Regions from separate parts of the Homo sapiens genome. Here region 1 is linked to region 2. A link is a contact called in ENCODE Hi-C or POLR2A ChIA-PET data. All regions are on one chromosome and are shown on one strand. Each heading gives the region's core, a stretch centred on a gene start or an enhancer-like site at or near the end of the contact. The rest is flanking DNA. Distances are from core to core; before and after follow the strand shown.

Region 1 (5,238 bases), core at 1,682-4,181, 44 kb after region 2:
CCTTTGCTCCATTGGCTAAAAATGCCATCTTTATTATAGGCTAAGTCCTTTCACGTATTTGGATCTGTTTCTGGATTCAGTTCCATTATTATGTCTGTTCACTCTCCTACCAGTATAATACTATTTTAGGTATTGTGACTTTAAACTTTTTAAAATGCTGATAGTGCTTGTCTTTTCTCTTTACTTCTCTTTTTTCAAGTTTCTCTTAGCTATTTTTCACATATTCATTTTTTCCAAAGGAATTTCAGAATTATCCAGCTTCTTTCAGGTTTCTCCTCTCATTTGCAAACTTTTCAGTGTTTTGATTGGGTTTTCATTAAATTTAGAGATTCAGTTTTTGAGATTGCCTTTTTGGCATTTTCTGTCCAATGTCAAGATATATCTTCTGTTATTCATCATTTTTATTGCCCTCATAAGAAGCTTAAAGTTCTATGTACTACACATAGAACTTTTGAAATGTATTCACAGATTTTTGCTATTACAGATAGTACCTTTAAATCATTATATTGTCTACCAGGTTATCATTCGTATTAAAAAAAAGCTGTTGATTTTTGTATAATTATTTTGTAACTAATGGGTTCCTGCCAGGATCTTTTCAGCTCAAGGTTGTTGTTGGTTTTTTAACATGCAAATTTCTCAAACTTTAAAGATCAGATAATTTCAGTCCAAATAGACTGAATGGTTTTTTTAGAAAAAGAAGAAGAAACAATATCCAAATTCCATTTGCAAGGCCAGCAAACACTATTCCATAGACAGGCCCTCCAAAGGAAAGCACAGTTCAGTATTGTTTGTGAAAATTATGTCAAATGACTGAAAAAAATCTCATTGTTTCTAGGTTTCTTTCTTCTGTTGATGATCCTTAATTTTTTATGCATACTGGTATATCCTCTGCAAATGACTACAAGTTATACTTTGTCTGAATGCATTGTTTAGTACTTTGTGAGCAATAGGAAACTGGAATTTCTTTTCTTCTTCCTGACATCAAAGGAAAGTGTCCTCATTTTTCTGTATCAAACATGATGATGCTGAGATGACTATTAGTGTGTCAAAAAAGTATCATCCACTTCTATTTTGCTTAGAGTTCAATTTTATTAAACGTCTTATTTGACATCACTTAAAGCACTCATTGGAATTTGTTGTCTTATTAATATGCTATTTTATTTATTTATTTAGAGACCGGATCATACTCTCTTGCCCAGGCTATAGTGCACTGTTGTGATCATAGCTCACTGCAGCCATAAACTAGCCTCAAGTGATCATTCTACCTCAGCTTCCTGAGTAGCTGGAATTATAGGTATGAACAACTGTGCCTGGCTTAATGTGTTATTTTAAACAAATAAAATTCTTAATATTGAATCATTCTTACCCTTTTTCCCCACTTTTATTTTATTTTTATTATATTTGTTCATACTATATTTAGTATTTTTGCATAATTTCTGCAAGGGACATTGACCTAATGTTTCTTTTTGGTGAGATATCTATGTCAGGTTTCTTATCAATATTTTTCTATCTTCAAAAAAGGTAATTGAAAGGTTTCTTTTATGTTTTGGAACAGTTTAAATAGACTGGACTTATCTGATCTTTGAAGGCTAAAAAAGCTCACTTCTTAAAAAACCTATATCTGAAAAAATTCTGGCAGAAAGCCCACTAAAGGTAAAATGGCTGACTTCGCATATGAGCTTACCTGCGATTTTTCTCTTCTCCGTAGTTTTCTAAATTTGGGCAATTTTTGAAACAAACATTTTGTAGTAAATATGAGAGACATAAAGCAAGGAAAGAAAGAGAATGAGGGAGGTGGGGCATAGTTTTTATAGGATGAATAGTAGTTATTAATAGTAAAACTGGCAGCAGGAAGATGATTTAGGGAAATATTATAAAAGACCAGGAAAAAAAAAGGTAAAAATATATATTAAGGGAATGGCCAAAAAAGGAGAGAGTGAGCAGGGTTGATAAATAAAGCCTTGAGGCTGGATGAAATAACACAAGGAGAACTTGTAGAGATAAGAGAGAAAGTGGAGCTGAAGTTAGAACCCAAGGTCAGAGCCAAGCACATACATCCCATTCAATAGTTACATGTGGTATGTGTGAGTAAATAAACCTAAGAAAGATGTGACTAGGAGCCCAAGTCCCAACACCAAGGGGAAATGATCAGAGATGCTGGGAGAAAAGTGAGACGACACTGACTTGAGCCAGGAAAGAAGAGGACTTCCAGAAAGAGGAGATGGTCCTTAGGGTGAAATGCTGCATGGAGATCTTCTAGGGTTACCAGATCATTGGCATCTTTTGAGAGAGTAGTATTAAGAGAACAGTGTGGAACCAAACCATGAGTCAGTAAGTGAGTTGGTGGGAGAGGGGGAGAGGTTTTCAAAATAAGTGAAGGGAAAAAGAGATGTAAGTGTAACTTAAGCAGCATTAGGTGGAGGGAGGGATTTTTATAAAGGGGGAAAATTGTAGAGCAAGGGGAAGACCCTACGTTCTTGGCTAAAGTAGACTGGCTTTCTGTTGCTGTGGATTTTTTTGGCGACCCTAAATGCCAATTAGAAAGTAATTTATTTCATTTTTTACACTGGATCCAGCTGAATCAGTAAGATGACAAGAATAACTCAGGAACACATTTTTTTTTCTTCAAGATCTAAAAAGGTCCCCATACTGGTCCAAAATATCAGGGAAACAGTTATTTCTGGGCTTTGTAGAATTCTGATTATAAGCAGTCTATTTACTGGTGCACCCTTTATTTCTGTTTCCCTCTATCTTCTAAGCAGTACAATGGAAAAGTTATATTAACTCTTCCAAAATATATGGAACATTATCCGCATAACCTGAAGTTGAGATTTTACTCTCCTTATTGAGAAGGGAAAACAAAAAGAGGCACAGCTGTTTTGTTCTTGGAGAGCCAAGTTCTCCAGCAACTGTGCCAAGGTTCACCAGCCAGTTCCTTGTAAAGTGGTAGGCTTTATCTTGGCCTCTCATGCGGAAAGTGCCCTGCCTTTGGAAGTTGTCATGAATGTCACTCTGGGAAGTGCTGCCTTGGTCACTGACCTTGCTTAGGGCCTGGAAGTCCTTGGTTTGATTTGACAATTGGGAAAAGGCCAATCCTGCCCTACAGTATTTTCAGAACTTCACAAACACCAACAAATATTTTCTGAAGGATACTACTTATGTTTTGTAGGTGACCTTGTAGGTAAAACTTGTAAGTTTCAGATGCTATTTTTCCAAAAAGATAAAGTTATTCTATAGCCCTGTATAATTATTGTGAACACATTATGCTTGTACTACTATCTTATTTCTAGGAAATCGGGGACATGAAGCATATAGGATACTTGTAACATTCTTTTATTTCAAAATAATGGAATCACATTCACTGGAAAACATTGAAAAAATTATATGTGTATCAAAATATTAAGTATTTTCAATAATGATGTTTAGCAATCTCATACTCATCTTCCCTTTGCAAACATGAATAGTAAACTCAGTTTTAGGCTTATATGCTTCCCTGTGAGAGTTTTTTATATTTTAAAACCATATACTTTTTCATCACTAAGACCTAAATGAAGACCTTGTCTAAATATCTAAAAATATCTAAAAAGATTTAGATATTTTTTAAGACATTTGATTAATAGAATATAGATAAGCTTCATTTGAGGTACAAACATTGATAATAAGCAATTTGTCAAAATTTTGAGAAAAGCCAGGCTTCTCAATGAAAGCTCAAGAATGTACAGATCTCAACTAATATTTTTACTACAAAGACAGTTTTGTAAACCGATGTGTTCTGGTGTCACACTTTACTGTCGGAAACATGCTTTGAGTGGCAAAAGTAATAAAGATGCCTGAGAGATAGATTCCAGGAGCTCTTGTATCACTGAGCCCTCCCTCTTCCCTCCTTTTCTTCAGAGTATTGGAATCTGTGGCTTTTTTTTTTTTTTTTTTTTTTTTTTTTGGTCAGAAGGGTACACTTGTTTCTGGATTGCTGGTGTTCAACGGGCATCTTGTATATAACGCATGGCTATATATGGAGGCATTGCCCTGACTCCCAGGTAATGGGGCCACCCAAGTCTTGGAAGCATGGCCTGCTTATTTGGGAAGGGAGTAGGTGATGCAATGTATATGGGTGGTCCCTGTCTATCTGAGAGTGGTCTGTATCTGATATAAGTCCCCGGGCTTTTCTTCCTACTCAGCCATTGTTTTTACCACCAATGAAAAGAAGGCTGGAATTTCTCTTAACTCACTCTTCTCCAGGAGGGCTATGTTCAAAATTTTCTTTCAAAAGTTTTGTTTTTGAAGATACTTCTGTACTTATCAGCCAAGCAGAATTAAACAATCAAACCTGTTAGTGTGCATCAACAACTGAGGCCTGGTCCTGTAGAAGAAGGCGAACATTTGTTCTTTTATTCTGCATTTCTGAACGAGTGCCTACTATGAGCAAGGACAAGTTAAAGTTGCAGAGAGGCACAGTGATGAACTGTAAGGCATTCAGAGGAAGAGATGCAGTTACTGAACATACTAAGTGCCAGGAATTTGATGTTAATGTAATTAACATATTTAATATCCTCATTACATTTAATCCTCTTTGCAACAATGAGAAGCAAATATCATTATCCTTCTTTTCTACAGGAGAGAAATTGGGGGTCAGAGAGGTTAAGGTTTGAACAGAGTCACCATTTTTCATACCTGTGAGAGATACCGTTCAATAGAATACTCAATAGCCCTTTATGAGCCTCTTCTATAAGGGCTAGAAGTCTGGCACTTACTTTTCCAGCCAGCTTTGCATCTGGGGCTGGCCACATGACCTGAGCTCGTAATCAAAATGTAAGCAGAAATCTGGTGTTGGGGCCTCTGGAAAAGCTTTTGCAAATGCTTTCTGTAAAGATCCAGATAGTAAATATTTTTGGCTTTGTGGGTCGTATGATCTCTGTAACAACTACTCAGTCCTGCCCTTGCAGAATGACAGTAGCTGTAGACATTACAATACATAAACATGGCTGTTTTCCAGTAAAGTTTTATTTATAAAGAACAGGCAGTGGGCCAGGTTTGGTCTGCTGTTTATATATTTGTCCCTCAGTATTCTCAGGGGATTGGTTCTAGGACCCCTATCTATACCAAAATCTGAGCATACTCAAGTTCCACAATCAGCCTTGCAGAACCTGTGGATACAAAAAGTCAGCCCTCCATATATATGGGTTTCAGATCCGAATACTGTATTTTTGATCCTTGTGTGGTTGAAAAAAAATCTGCATG
Region 2 (5,307 bases), core at 1,302-3,801:
AAGCATCAATTGAAATGAACAATTCAGATTGCAAATACAATAAAGGAAAGAAAAAGAAGAACAAAACAAACAAACAAAGAGAAAAACCAGTGTGATGGGTCTGAAAAGGAATGAGGGACCGCCTTTGCTCAAGTGGTCAGGGAAGGGCTTTCTAAGAAGGTGACACGTAATCTTACACTAGAATGAGAAGACCAGGGCGAAGAAACCAATCACCTTTACTCTGATTTCCATCAAAAAGATGGGCTTACTAAAAAAAGAAACATGCAATACCATTTGTGGCTCCACACAACTCATGCTTTAAACAACTGCAAAAACCCCAGGAGAGGAAAGGAATCCACAGCTTTCTCTGCTTTTAAGGCGATTTTAAGAAATCACCTTTCCCAAAGATAATGGATTAAAAAGTTGTCTTAATTCATCTCTAATTATGGCAGAATTTACTACAAAGAAACTGAAAGGAGATACATGGAATATTCATTCCTCTACATAATGTCAGTTGCTTTATGTAACAATATTCCAATGTCAATAAAAGTATACCTTTGCATTGTAATGCCAACAGGAATTATTTCACTTTAAAAAACCAGTTCTGTAGCTATACTCAGTATTATTTATTTTTCACTGGCTATAAAATAAAGCCAAACTGTATTTACTAGCAGATGGTCTCACTTCCAATATATAATAAACCTCTGAGATCAGGTAAAAATAGATTCTGTTAGTATTTCTTTAACATGCTCAAATTATAAATGATCGTTCACCAATGTCTTTGTATAAAACACTCCAAACAAATCACTTGGTACTGGATTTCTGTTTGACTCAATTAAAACACTTAGCCACCTGGCATGAAAACATCCTAAAAACATCAACTGCTTAAAATACTTTGCACTGAAACACGTTTTTCATTGTTTCCTAGCCTCTGACTGATTTCGGAATTAGAAAGAATTAAGCAGAAGTGAATTGGGGAGCAGGTCAGTCACTGAATATTCAGAATGAATCATGAACACGTTAAAATGCAATTTTTATTTCTTTGCAGTGCATTGCATGCTATACATTCTTACAATTTAAATAAGCATACTAAACTAAAGCCAAATAATGTGAAGATTGCCCAACAGGTCTACATTACCTAATACATTTATCATTATATAAACTGCTGTGCTTGATATTAATACACTGTGCAAGGAATGCTTAATTTCTTGAACTTCCACACAGGTCTTTAAAACTGAATCTCACTAGTACCCAAGACCAATAATGTGCTGAGGAAGAAGGTATTTCAAATATATTTACTGATTACACAGTGTTTGAATCTTCAAAAATTCTAAATTTATGTGGACAAAGGAGAATGGAGAATCTGAACTTGGCTGTTCATGCAAACTCTTTCCTTTCTTTGACTCACTTTATGAATTGTTATGTTTCTAGATCCTTCTTTTAAAATTTTCCATTTGGGGAAACTTGTACATTTAAAAAAAATTCATCTCATTTTCTCCCTCCCCCTCCTTAAAATAAATAAGAAGGCTTAAGAATTAACACTAATAATAATCCCACAATGGTCATTGGGAAATCCTCCCCCAAAGTGACAACTGCCGCTAAGAAGGGCAAAATCCACTAAGAATGAAAATTCCCCCAAATGAGTCCTTCTCCGAGGGGGTGGAGGTCACACAGTTGGCACAATTGGTATCACAACCAACTCGAGGAGACCCAGAGGAAGATGCTGCGCCAAGAGAAGCAAAGCGAAGGAGCGCGACCCAGGAGGCTAGCGAAATCCCCGCCAAGCCCCCAGGAGGCGGAGAGAAGCCCAGTCGCCAGGCACCGGCCACGGCGCACGCCAACATCCAGGATAATTCTCCTTTCCAAGCCCGGGAGTTCCGGGGCAGGCGAAAAAGGGGGGATGGGAGACCCACAGTCCCTTTAACCCTCCCCCCTGGCCTGCCAACCTTTTCCGAACCCCCATGTCACACAACTTCCTCATCATGGAAACTTCCACTGGGTTCGGCGCTGAGGATGCCAAACTCCATTTCACAAGGAACATGTCAACAGCTGGGCTTGGGGTTTGAGGAACAGAGCCGCTGCGATTGGAACAGAGCCCGGCCACCCTGTTCCACCACTGTCCACTCCGTAGCTCCCAGCCTGCCGCCGCGCGGTGCCCGAACACGAGAGGGCACCTCCTCCCAGATCCGGGGCGCAGAAGCCCCGCGGAGGCAGGTAATCAGGCTGATGACACCCCCACCACCCACGCTCACCCGCCTGCCCGCCCGCGCGCGCTCGGCTTAGCCGCCCGCACCCCTCCGGGTTCTTGCGACGCTCCGTCACCATCCCGCCCACCCTGTGGACAGTTGGAACTGTCGCCCCCTCCTCCTCTCACCCCGCTGCCTCCGCGCGGTCCTCTAGCCAAATTACCAGTGCCCTGGAGCCGGTTGGGTTGAGCGCCCCTGCCCGGGGAAGGTAGCCTGCGGGCTCTTGCCCCGAGCCCGCGGAGCAGGAGGTCTCTTTTCCAAGCGCACTCACATTATTCATGCAAAGTTAATCCCCGCCGCGTCACGGCCGCCCGCCCGAGGATGTGCGCCTTCCTTGGCCAAGCCCCGCAGTCTCCACCCTCCTCCGCCCCCTCCTCCCGGCGGCGGGGTCCCGGGGAGCGCCGGCGACTGGGCGTCGCGCGAGTCCTGCAAAATGTCAACTCCTTGGGCGAAGAGAGGCGGCCGCAGCCAGGGCCGCGCCGCACCTCCCCGGTCTCTCCACTTTTATAGGCGTAGGAAGCTACTGCGGCTGGGGCACCAGAGTCCCCGCCTCTCCGGGTCCCCCGCGTGCCCGGCCCGCCCCGGCCCGCTTCCCGGGCGCTGTCTTACTCCGGGCCCGGGGCGCCTGCTCCGCGCCGCGTCTGCGAACCGGTGACCTGGTTTCCCCTCCAGCCCTCACGGCTGTCCGACTTGCGCGGCGGTGGCGGCGGCGGCCAAGAGCAGGCAAACCCGGCTCCGCCAGGGGCGCAGCGAGGAAATGGCCTCCTGGCGCACACCCCGCCGCCGCCGCCAGCCATCGCCACCGCCCCGGGCTGCCCAGCCGGTACAGACGCCCCCTGCCAGGCTCCGGGCCAGCGCTCCGACGCGCTCACAGCGCCCGGCTTGCCGACCCCGACCCCGACCCCGAGTCCTACGCACTCGAGGTCCCCGGGCCGGCCGCCTCCGCACCTGCCTCCCCAGGTGTGGGCGCTCCCCCTCCTCCTAATCCCGGCCGTGCCCTCCCAGGGTTGGTGACGGTGCTGTGGGTTTGGTGGCCGCGCGTCCACCCACCCGATTGCCTGCGCGCATAGGTGCGGGTTTGGGCGTCATTACTCTAGTTGGAGAAGAGGAAAGAATGGGGAACGAGTGACACCGGGACCGGAGGGCGAGTCTTCCAGGAGCACGTCTCGGCCTTCTTTGCCCGGCCCGACCGGCCCGACCCGTGCCGCAGCGCTCCTCCCTCCGCTCCTAAACCACTTGTGGCGCGTGTCGGGAATACAGGGCGCTCTGGCTCTTCTTGGGGCCTCCGCTGGTCCGACCATCTGGCAGCTCTCTTAACCACCACGGCCACCCCACGAATGGAAGTTTGGGACGTGCCTGGGTTGCCCTTAAGGAGGACACCCCCGCCCCCACCGCCATTATGCATATCGTGGGAGAGGCGCGTACAGGGCTGAGACACTCCTCAGGTCCCAGAACGGCCGCCCTATTAATTTGTCTTTGCCCTGGAAATGTATAGATAAAACCAGGAAGACAAAAATAATGTATACTCTTCAAGAGATCTTTCCCGGGCAAATATAGGTCTCTCAAATGCCCCCGACCTTAAGTCCTGGAGACCAGGAAGAGACTTGCTTTCTGAGCTAGAAGGATACTTGGGAAATACCGAGTCCTCACTCAGCTAAAAGGTAGTCAATAAGGAACTATAGTTGCAACAAAACTACTTTGACAACAGAGTACAATTAATTTCTTATAGACAGTATTAAAATAATTCCGACATCATAATTTAATATTCACATCTATTCGTGTAACACGCAGTATAATAGAGTTATGACGATATGGATCCTCAGCTGCCTGACAATGTATAGGTTATTTATTGGAAGGTTCTCTAGATTTCCAGCCAGTGACATGTATGTTTTATTCTCGCTTCTTCTGAGCGTCCCAGGGAAAGGGGTGAGAGGCCCCCCACCCCTGCTGACAGCATTAACAACCACCCCGCTGGATAAGCAGGGTTTCACTGATGCACTTTTAAGAAAGTTGCAGGCCCCAGAGACCCCATTTCCCTTTGGTCCTCGGTGAGAAGTCCGTGCTTTCTTCTCTACTCTTAATAAGTCTGCACCATAGGACTTGCAGGCTTCTGTAGTTGGAGAGCTGTTCTCCTTTGCAGGGAAGTTCCTGGGCTTTGCTCCAAAGCTGCCCCGGAATGTTTTGGTTGGTTTGGAGAAAAGCTGTGGCGTCTACACCACTTGTTCCAAGCAGGCGGCCCCCTGGTGGCTAACGGGGGGTGAGAAAGCTGGCCACTGAGGAAGAAGTCTGGCGCAGGTAGGCCCCAACAGTTGACAACCTAGTCTTCGGGTCTTCTTCACAGCGTGTGAACAGCTTAGTATTACCGCGGGGGGGCGGGAGGGGGTTGGGGGGTGGTGAGGTGAAGCAAATCTTCCTTCAACACGGTGGATCATGGGCTTCTCGGCCTACTGGAACTTTTAATTTTTTTCTCTTCCTGAGTATAACTTGGAGCTAAATTATTTAAGAAGGAGACATACAGAGGACAAAATGAAATGTAACAAAAACTGTTGCTTCTCTTTGTTCAAGGGCTTTGTCTTTCTGATCTCATTTTGCCCAGAAAATTCAGAAATGAGCCAATTAAAGCATGAAATAAATAAAGGGCGTGGCATTATTCAAACAATCCATGAGACTGTGGTAGTAACAATGTTCTACAACAATGGGGGAGGGCAGTTTTACTGCAATGTTAATGATAACGTGAACTACTAGGGTTCCATTTTGAACAGGACCTCTGAGGGCTGTCCTACAGGCTGCATGATGATGGTAAAGAAGGGTTACCAAGAGATCATGTCATTTATTTTTCTGGTTTTACACAAGGTAGGACAATGGAGGAGAATGTCATGATGACTTGATTGAAGGAAGAACATTTATTCAAACTTTAGATTATGTGGTCATGTGTTCCAGCTGACTTGAGAGGGCACACCAAGGCTGTTTCCAGGACCCATTCCCATATTTCACCATAGACATCCTCATTACCAGGATCTATACCTTTAAGCTGATGACTCAGTTCAAGAAAGCAATTCATTCATATATTTATTTATTTAGC

Evidence for each region. Hi-C counts contacts between places; a loop is a spot of excess contacts on that map. ChIA-PET counts read pairs that join two places held with the same protein, here RNA polymerase II (POLR2A). Pooled maps may share reads with other maps.
Region 1: a map of Right ventricle myocardium inferior shows a loop between it and region 2 (5-fold over the local background). The contact joins the enhancer-like site here to the promoter of THRB in region 2. A Hi-C loop is called at or near these places in 9 of 168 maps with a recorded cell type or tissue (B cell, HepG2, K562 and 6 more) and 10 of 50 pooled maps. POLR2A ChIA-PET finds 5 or more read pairs at or near these places in 8 of 52 experiments (H1, HEK293, HEK293T and 5 more).

What each region holds. Positions count from the first base shown.
Region 1 is chr3:24,536,125-24,541,362 of GRCh38, forward strand. No RefSeq gene overlaps it. Among named protein-coding and RNA genes, the nearest start is that of THRB, 44 kb to the left of the region's middle. Within about 2 kb of position 2,932, at least 5 of the 41 ENCODE cell types and tissues checked have a DNase peak (open chromatin) inside an H3K27ac peak, as active enhancers do.
Region 2 is chr3:24,492,299-24,497,605 of GRCh38, forward strand. THRB (thyroid hormone receptor beta) reads right to left here and starts at 2,552. Exons shown (of 11, transcript NM_001354712.2): 1 at 2,354-2,552. It overlaps THRB-AS1 (THRB antisense RNA 1), which reads left to right and starts at 1,789. Exons shown (of 2, transcript NR_046244.1): 1 at 1,789-2,193. RefSeq lists a silencer at 4,330-4,535.